Linked DNA regions of Mus musculus: all the other regions are linked to region 2. A link is a loop called in an ENCODE intact Hi-C map of the cell type or tissue named here. Cell type or tissue: heart. All regions are shown on one strand.

Region 1 (2,500 bases), 74 kb before region 2:
CGCCTCTCCTCCTTCTTGCGGCGTTTTTCTTCTTCCCTCAAAGCCTTCTGGAAAGGGTCGGTGCTAGGAATAAACTAGGACAGACAGAGTAATGGGATTTAGTCTAGGGGTAGCAAAAGGTTTCCTCCAAGCTAAATCACAGAATGTAAGATAAAAGAATTCCTGGAGCAGGCCCTGCCCTCAGGGAACCCAAACAAGGAATCAGATGAAAGGGCTCAGGAAAGCCACTGACTGGACCATGAGATAATCAGGAGCCTGACTAGCAGAACATGAGATAGGAGATTCCAGGCTGGCAGACAGGAGCCAGCCAAGGTGTGAACCTGAAAACAAGCACACTCTTCCAGGAAGAGGGAGCGGTGTGGTTCTTGGAAGACTTGTCTGACATACCCTTCAGGAGGAAGCAAGCTAGGAGTCCTAGACAACAGGTGCTGCCTGCCCTAGTAACAAGGCGCAGTCACCAGGAGAGGGAGCACACAGAGCAGAGTGGGTCACAGTCACTCTTGCAGAGCAAGAGCGAGAAGTTGAGAGACTCTGATGCTGGCAAGAAGAGATGGGCAGAGGATGTGGGTGACTTCAGCCTCAAACCTTTCTCCAGCTACCCTTTGCTCCTGTTGGTCTGCCTTTACAGCCAATAAACGATCAAACCTGCATCTGTGTCTATTTGTCTCTATGAGTGATGAGACCCATGGCCACACTCTTGCAGGCCTCTGCCCGTGCTTTGTCCCAGACCCAGAATGCCCCTTCCAGGCCTGTCTGTGGGTCTCATCTGCTCTGCTACAGCTGCCTCCTCTGTGGCATCTGCCCCCTCACTGGTACCCTCTTTAAAATTCTGTACTAACTTATTCTCATGCTTCTCTTCCTTTCTTCACCTACTTTGTGCCTGACATCTATGACAGCATGTTTCATGAAGATGGAGGAATGTTGGTATTGGGTGTTGTGTCCCACTATATCCCAAGCACAGAATCCCACATGGGTCTCAACAGCATTCAGTGGACATTTTGGACAAAATGGCTTACTAGAATATATAAAACACAAAGTATTCAAAACTCAGGTGTAAACTATGACCTTTTAAATATTCTTAGGACAAAATTGGCAAATGTGGGGGCTGGAGAGATGGCTCAGCGAGTAAGAGCACTGACTGCTCTTCCAGAGGTCCTGAGTTCAAATCCCAGCAACAACATGGTAGCTCACAACCATCTGTAATGGGATCCAATGCCCTCTTCTGTGTGTCTGAAGACAGCTACATTGTACTACTTATATACATAAAACAAATAAATAATTTTTTTTTTTTTTTTGGTTTTTCGAGACAGGGTTTCTCTGCAGCCCTGGCTGTCCTGGAACTCACTCTGTAGACCAGGCTGGCCTCGAACTCCAGAAATCTGCCTGCCTCTGCCTCCCAAGTGCTGGGATTAAAGGTGTGAGCCACCATGTCTGGCTAAATAAATAAATCTTTAAAAAAAAAAATTGACAAATGTGGAATCAAGGTAAAAGCAAACTAAGAGTGCCATCTTGTGGCCTAACCTACCCGCTGAGTAAGTAGTCCACACCTATGGGAAAGGGAGGAAGTCCCTAGAGTGGTCCAGAGACAGAAGTGACTCAGGTCAGACAGCTAGTGGGATGCCCAACTAACTAGGACGGATTCAACCAGACATCCACTCACCTCCCAGATATCTACCACTCTGATCTCAAGAAGAAAAGAATCTTCACCCGGGCGGTGGCGGCGCATGCCTTTAGTCCCAGCACGCGGGAGGCAGAGGCAGGTGGATTTCTGAGTTCGAGGCCAGCCTGGTCTACAGAGCAAGTTCCAGGACAGCCAGAGATACACAGAGAAACCCTGTTTTGAAAAGAAAGAGAGAGAGGAAGAGGGAGAGAGAGAAAGGGGGAAGGAAGGAAGGAAGGGTAGAGAGAATCTTCTGAGGCTGCTGTAAGTAGAGAGGTCCATGTTGAATATAAAAAGTGGGCAGGCTGGGAACCATTTGTATATTATCTGTGAAGCCCTGGGTTCAAGTCCCACTATAGGGGAGTACACTAGCAGGGTCATCCCCATCCAAAGAGAAGGAAATCATGTTCTGATGGTCACGTTCAAGAGCATATTCTGATAACATTACACTTCTGACTCAACCCCCTGTGTTGCAGAGGCATGTATGATGATCGCAGGGTGAGAAAAGCCCACATGCAGAAACTAAGCATCTCCTTGGTGCCCCCTTGTGGAGAGAACAACCTCTGCAAGGCCCTGAGTGCCTCTTCGCACTGACTGGGTCAACCCGGTTCAAGGTCTTGCCCAGGGATAATTCTCAGAATTATGATTACAGCAAGCAGTCTTGGGGTGGACCATTTGGAAGCAGCAGCCACTACTTTGATGGGGAAAACTATATCCTTGCTGCATAAAACAGACACTGGCTCAACAGGAACCTCGGAGGTTCTGGTAGATATCAACAGTCAGGCACAGTCCACTACGGTACCACTAGGATAAAAACAAGGTGCTGAACAGAAATTAGTT
Region 2 (2,500 bases):
GGAATCACGCAAGACAAAGGCATGGGAAAAAAAAAAAACAAACTGCAGTGTGATCTATCAAGAGGAGTTGGGAGCCTGGGAAAGGGGCTGAGAAGGTAAGGGTTGGTTGTAGATGAGATTGGATCGCCCTACATTCTGTTAACCTTCAAAACTACAGTGTAGAAGTGGCTATGCTGTCCACAGAGGACACAAATCCCAAAAGAGAACAATCAGACAACATACCAAAGGAATCTGCAATCCTGCAGGATCCAAATAACCAATTTTATTAGAGGCTCTGAGACTAAGCAGGTCCGTCGCATGCCTTCTCTGACGTGTCCTAAGGACTCTGAGCCTGTGGCCTACTTTTTAAGGCCATACTGTCTGAGAAAATATCTCAAGTGCCTCATAAAACCAAACTTTTGTGAGATGGCTGGATTGTGGGGTGTCCCCATTGAGTTTCCAGGGGTCTCATGTTCCTGGTAGCTCTCTATCCTAGAAACAGTTACTCCTGGTGGCCCCAGGTCCTTCTCTAAAGCAGTGGGGAATCGGCTGCAGTTCACGTCTGTATGTGGAGCCCCCACTTTGTTAAGTGGGGTAGGATTCCTCGGGGTGAGAAAGGGGGTTGAGTGCTGGGGCTTAGCCAGCTGTGTCGACCAAGCCATCTTGCTCCAGACGGTCATGCTCAGTCTGGCTGCCGCGGAGTGGATACTCCCTTTCAAGCTGGATGTATGTGCAGAGCTGGCTCGTTTTCTGTCCTCTGAGGGTCTCACACTTCCACTTTTTCCGCCCGTGGGGTGCAGATACTTGTTTGCGGGGAGCCCGGAGGCTTCCCTTGGTACGCGTTCCTTTTTCAGGTGGTTGCAGCCTCCTGGACTAGATGAGGCCTTCGCTCTGCTGGAAGTCTTCTCTTCTACATGGGAGACTCCAGACCTAACCATTTCTCTGCTTCTGCTGTTCTCAATGGAAAACTCTGGGACTCCTCCTGGGTTGTGCCAGCTCCTAGGCTCTACCGCTGGCCTAGGAATCTTGGGAGCAGGGATCTTGGCCTTAGGGGCCTCTTCCTGGATCTGTGGTTCTCTTGCTCCCCCTGGTGGTCTTATTCTCCTGGGTTTCTTAGGTGGAATAGAGCTGCCCGTTGGCTCAGGCTTGGTTGGTCTACGCTTCTCTACAGCCTGGACTTGGGTACAAAGTTTCGAACTTTTTTTTTCAAGAACTGGACGGCTTTGAGTCCCGACTGGAGACTCAAGACCTAACAGGGATGCCTGAGACTCACAATGTCGTTCCTGATGCCTTTGGCGTTCCCGGTTCGTGCGTGATCCAGGCAGCCTCCCTCCAGCCGGCGGCAAGGAGCAAGATTCTAAAAAGTGAAAAAGCAAGTACGACTCCAGGATGCGTCGAGGGAGGCCCCACCTCAGATGTGCAATCCTCCTCTTCATGAGCGATTCCAGGAGCAGATGCTTGCTCTTCTTGAGAGCTGGCCATTTGTGAAGGGTTTTGAGAGCTACTGGTACGCATGGTACAGCTGGGGCAGCTTGAGAGACTTGGGGACAGAGGAGAGAGGGAAAGACAGAGGATGCCTGAGACTGTGGATAGGGGTCCTGACAGGTCGGGCTGGAAGCCTTCCCTAGGTCCACCCTTTTGTCCCTTTCTTGTCTTCTTTGAGATCCAGGTTGGGCCTTCTGGGTTCTTTCACTGACTTCACGCCTGTGCTTCCAGGCAGCAGCTCTGCCCTGGCAACTTAGATGTTCTTCAGAACCGGGAGCAGAGTCGACACCATTTCCAGCCATTGGTTGCTTGTGTCCGGGGGTTCCATATCCGGAAGTGAGAGAAGCCAGCTGAGCCGAGCTGCACTTCTGCCTTGTGGGCCCCACTTTCCCAGAAGAGTCATTTGGGGGACTGGGCCTGACAGCATCCTTCCTGCCAACCCGGCCCTTGTCTCCTCTCCCCGATGGATGAGACAGTTTAGAGCCCTCAGCTCTGCGTTTTCTCTGGACCCCGACATCCTGGATTTCTGTAGCAGTGTCTCTACGCTTGCCCTGGTTTCTTTGCCCCGGTGTCTGACTCTTTTCATCCGTTTCACACACAGACTGTCTTTGGTCCTCTCCCACAGAGGCTCGGGTGTCTGAGCCATCGTCTCCCGTGAAACATAGTGGGTTTCTCTTCCCTTGTTTTTGAATGTCGGCATCATTCCCATCTCTAAAGTTCTCCTGATTCTTCCACTCTAACTGGTAGGTCTTTCCATCAACTTCACCTAACCTTAGTCTCTGATCCTTTCTCCTGGGCCGCTGCAGCTTTCTACAATCCTCTCCTGCACCCTCTCCCCAGTTTTTCTTCTCCGCTGCCCCATTTCCTGAAGTGCTCTCGCCTTTAGCCTGTTCCCCGATCCCTCCAGCTTCAGCCAGCTGTCCCTGGCTCTCGCTCTCAGGTCTCTGGGTCTTTATGTCATTATTTCCGGGTTCTGTCTTGTTTCTCTGCTCCGGGGCCCGAGCTTCTGTTGCATCCTCGCTGCCCATCTCCTTCT
Region 3 (2,500 bases), 170 kb before region 2:
ACTTCAGGTGATCCATAAACTTAGATGGGAAGTAGAACTTAGCCCCTCCCTGAAGCCAGTCTTAGCTACTTTGTGAGTTCTTTTCCTACCCTTTATTCTCCCATCAGTACATAGAAAGAAGGCTAGAGGGGAGAAAGGGGTATAGAGATCTCTGAATCCAATTTCTTTAACCAATCTCCCTTAACAACCGACACCACCCACCCCTGCTCCTCAGGCCTCTAGCATTTACATACCTTCTGAAAAGTTCCCAGAATTCCAAACGTCACACAATCTCAGAAACTGTCTGCAGCTGGCAAAACCACGCCTCTGGTAGAGCACAGGGAAATCACAGTCAGCTGCTGTGGACGCCCGCAGCAGTGCCACACCACTACACCTGGGATCAAGACAAAAACACATTCTTATAGTTCTATCCTTTCTTTCTTTCTCTTTCTTTCTTTCTTTCTTTCTTTCTTTCTTTCTTTCTTTCTTTCTTTCTTTCTTCCTTCCTTCCTTCCTTCCTTCCTTCCTTCCTTCCTTCCTTCCTTTCTTTCTTTCTTTCTTTTTTAAGAAACCCAAAACTCCAGAATTATCTCACACACACAGAGAACCATACTAACGTGTGACCTAAGTTGAGCTGAATTAGCCAAGGGAGTCGTAGGAAGAGCTAAGTCAGCAGTCACCAGCAGACAGTGCTGCTTGGGCGGGATGGTAGCTTACTGGTGGGGAGCGTTTGCTGTTCTTACAGAGGACCTGAGTTTGGTTTTCAGCATCACGTAACAGCTCACCATTGTCTACAACTCTAGATCTGATACGCTTTGCTTTTCTATCCTTCTCTGGAACCAGGCGCGCGCATGGTGCATGGATATACATGCAGGCAGAGCACCCGTACACATAAGGTACTGATGCCTTGGCTTGCAGTTAGGGCCAGCCTCATCACTACTGTGTTCTGGTTGCTACACTGCCCCCTACATCACCCTGATACCAAAGCACTGATCAAGGTTTATATTCCATTCATCTGTCTTACTCACAGTTGGTTTTAGAATCCCTGACTAGCTCCAAGCTCTGCTTTCAAAGGTGGCACCCAGTGATCCCAGCACACCGGAAGTGTCTCCCTTGCCAGGTTTTCCTCATAACAAAGCTCTGAGGAAACGCTCCAGGAAGACTCAGCTTGTTCAGTCACACCGCTGTAAGTTAGGCCAGCCCGTTAGTCTGCAGCCGTTTTCCCATTGTGGCCTGCTTTCTGTGAGCCACCTGGCACCCACTCCTCAGTAGTTTTATTTTTTTCTGAAGAGTCATCTTTGCTCCATAACCAAGGTGGTGGCTATGGCGTGCCTGCTAACCTGGATGACAGGTGCTGCTGCAGTTTCCCATATGGCCACAAGGTGGCAGGCCACACCAGCTTTTGAGTTTTCATGGGGCTCGAGGACTGGAATAGGGCAGAGATGTGGCTCAGCAGCTAAGGGCACTGCTCACAGCCTGAGTTCTGTCCCTGGGACCTGTATGAAGGAAGGAGAGAGTGGAGTCTTTGCAAGTTGTCCTTTGACCTTCGTGCGTGGGTGGGTTTCTCTGTATAGCTTTGGCTGTCCTGGAACTCACTCTGTAGACCAGGCTGTCTTCCAATTCAGAGGTCCTCCTGTCTCTGCTGGGGTTAAAGGTCACCACTGGCCAGCCTTTTCCCTCCCCTCCCTATTTAATGTAATTTTTAAAAGAAAGAAAGGAAATTCCTGGGCCGGGTGTGTAGAGGGGAGAAGAGACTCCTGTGTGTTTCTAGTTGGCAGCAGGGCTTCCGATCCCTGCGCAGAGGCAGGCCTCCATCCCTCAGATGAAGAGCCCATCTTTAGACCAGCGGTCCCTGCAGGCCTCTGAGGAGCCTTCTCAGGGCATACACTTTGTCTTACCAAGTTGGAACCTCTACATATTTGGAGGCCTTTGTGTAGCAAGAGTTGCTAGTTGTCTTTTGTAGGAGGGAAATACTCTAGGGCAGTGGTTCTCCACCTGTGTCTCCTGCCTACCTGATATTTATATTCTCATGTAGACAGTAGCAAAATTACAGTTATGAAGTAGCAGTGAAGTCAGTTTATGGTTGGGGGGGGGGGGTGGCAGCATTAGGATGGCTGGGACCCACTGCTCTAAAGAGGTGTGTGATTTCCCCAGTGTCAGTTGTCTACCAACAGGCCCTGTGCTACTGCTTGGCACACAAGTCCAGCAAACACTGGCCCAGTCTTGTCAGAATCTAGCCCGGCAGAGTATGTCTTCCCATATGACATGGGCAGTCCTGGCTGTTGTGGTCAGAATGGGCGGGGCATGTCTGCACGGGGCTTGAGTGACAGGAGGCAGCCGTGGCACTCAGGCTAAAGCAGCCGGAGGTTGAGGAGTCAGACGTTTGAAGAGGGTGACTGAAAATACCTCACCTGCACAGTGTGCCTCAGTACCCGCTGTAGGCATTAGAGGCACCGCACAGAACAAAACGGTATATACATATATACATCCTGACTGTGCTCTCGGCAGGAACACAAACAGG

The links. Peaks named below come from ENCODE experiments on the same cell type or tissue, not always from the same donor. Only the 100,000 strongest peaks of a DNase experiment are listed, where the experiment ranks them.
Region 1: a loop joins it to region 2, with 3.0 times the contacts of the local background. A loop is called at or near these places in 4 of 42 quality-filtered maps.
Region 3: a loop joins it to region 2, with 8 times the contacts of the local background. A loop is called at or near these places in 33 of 42 quality-filtered maps.

The regions. Positions count from the first base shown.
Region 1 is chr15:82,138,440-82,140,939 of GRCm38, reverse strand. It overlaps Ccdc134 (coiled-coil domain containing 134), which reads right to left. Exons shown (of 7, transcript NM_172428.2): 7 at 1-74. Among named protein-coding and RNA genes, the nearest start is that of Srebf2, 7.6 kb to the left of the region's middle. In heart, CTCF peaks have their summits at 1,512 (motif pointing left) and 2,217 (motif pointing left); a DNase peak (open chromatin) is centred at 2,219; H3K27ac peaks cover 557 bases.
Region 2 is chr15:82,064,281-82,066,780 of GRCm38, reverse strand. It overlaps 4930407I10Rik (RIKEN cDNA 4930407I10 gene), which reads right to left. Exons shown (of 2, transcript NM_001166475.1): 2 at 243-2,500. The coding sequence ends at 339. Among named protein-coding and RNA genes, the nearest start is that of Mei1, 4.6 kb to the left of the region's middle. In heart, a CTCF peak has its summit at 1,067 (motif pointing left); a DNase peak (open chromatin) is centred at 1,080; H3K27me3 peaks cover 1,852 bases.
Region 3 is chr15:82,235,660-82,238,159 of GRCm38, reverse strand. All of the region lies in intron 5 of Cenpm (centromere protein M), which reads left to right. Among named protein-coding and RNA genes, the nearest start is that of Cenpm, 7.8 kb to the left of the region's middle. In heart, no CTCF peak of the experiment used is centred here; a DNase peak (open chromatin) is centred at 1,369; H3K27ac peaks cover 301 bases; H3K27me3 peaks cover 116 bases.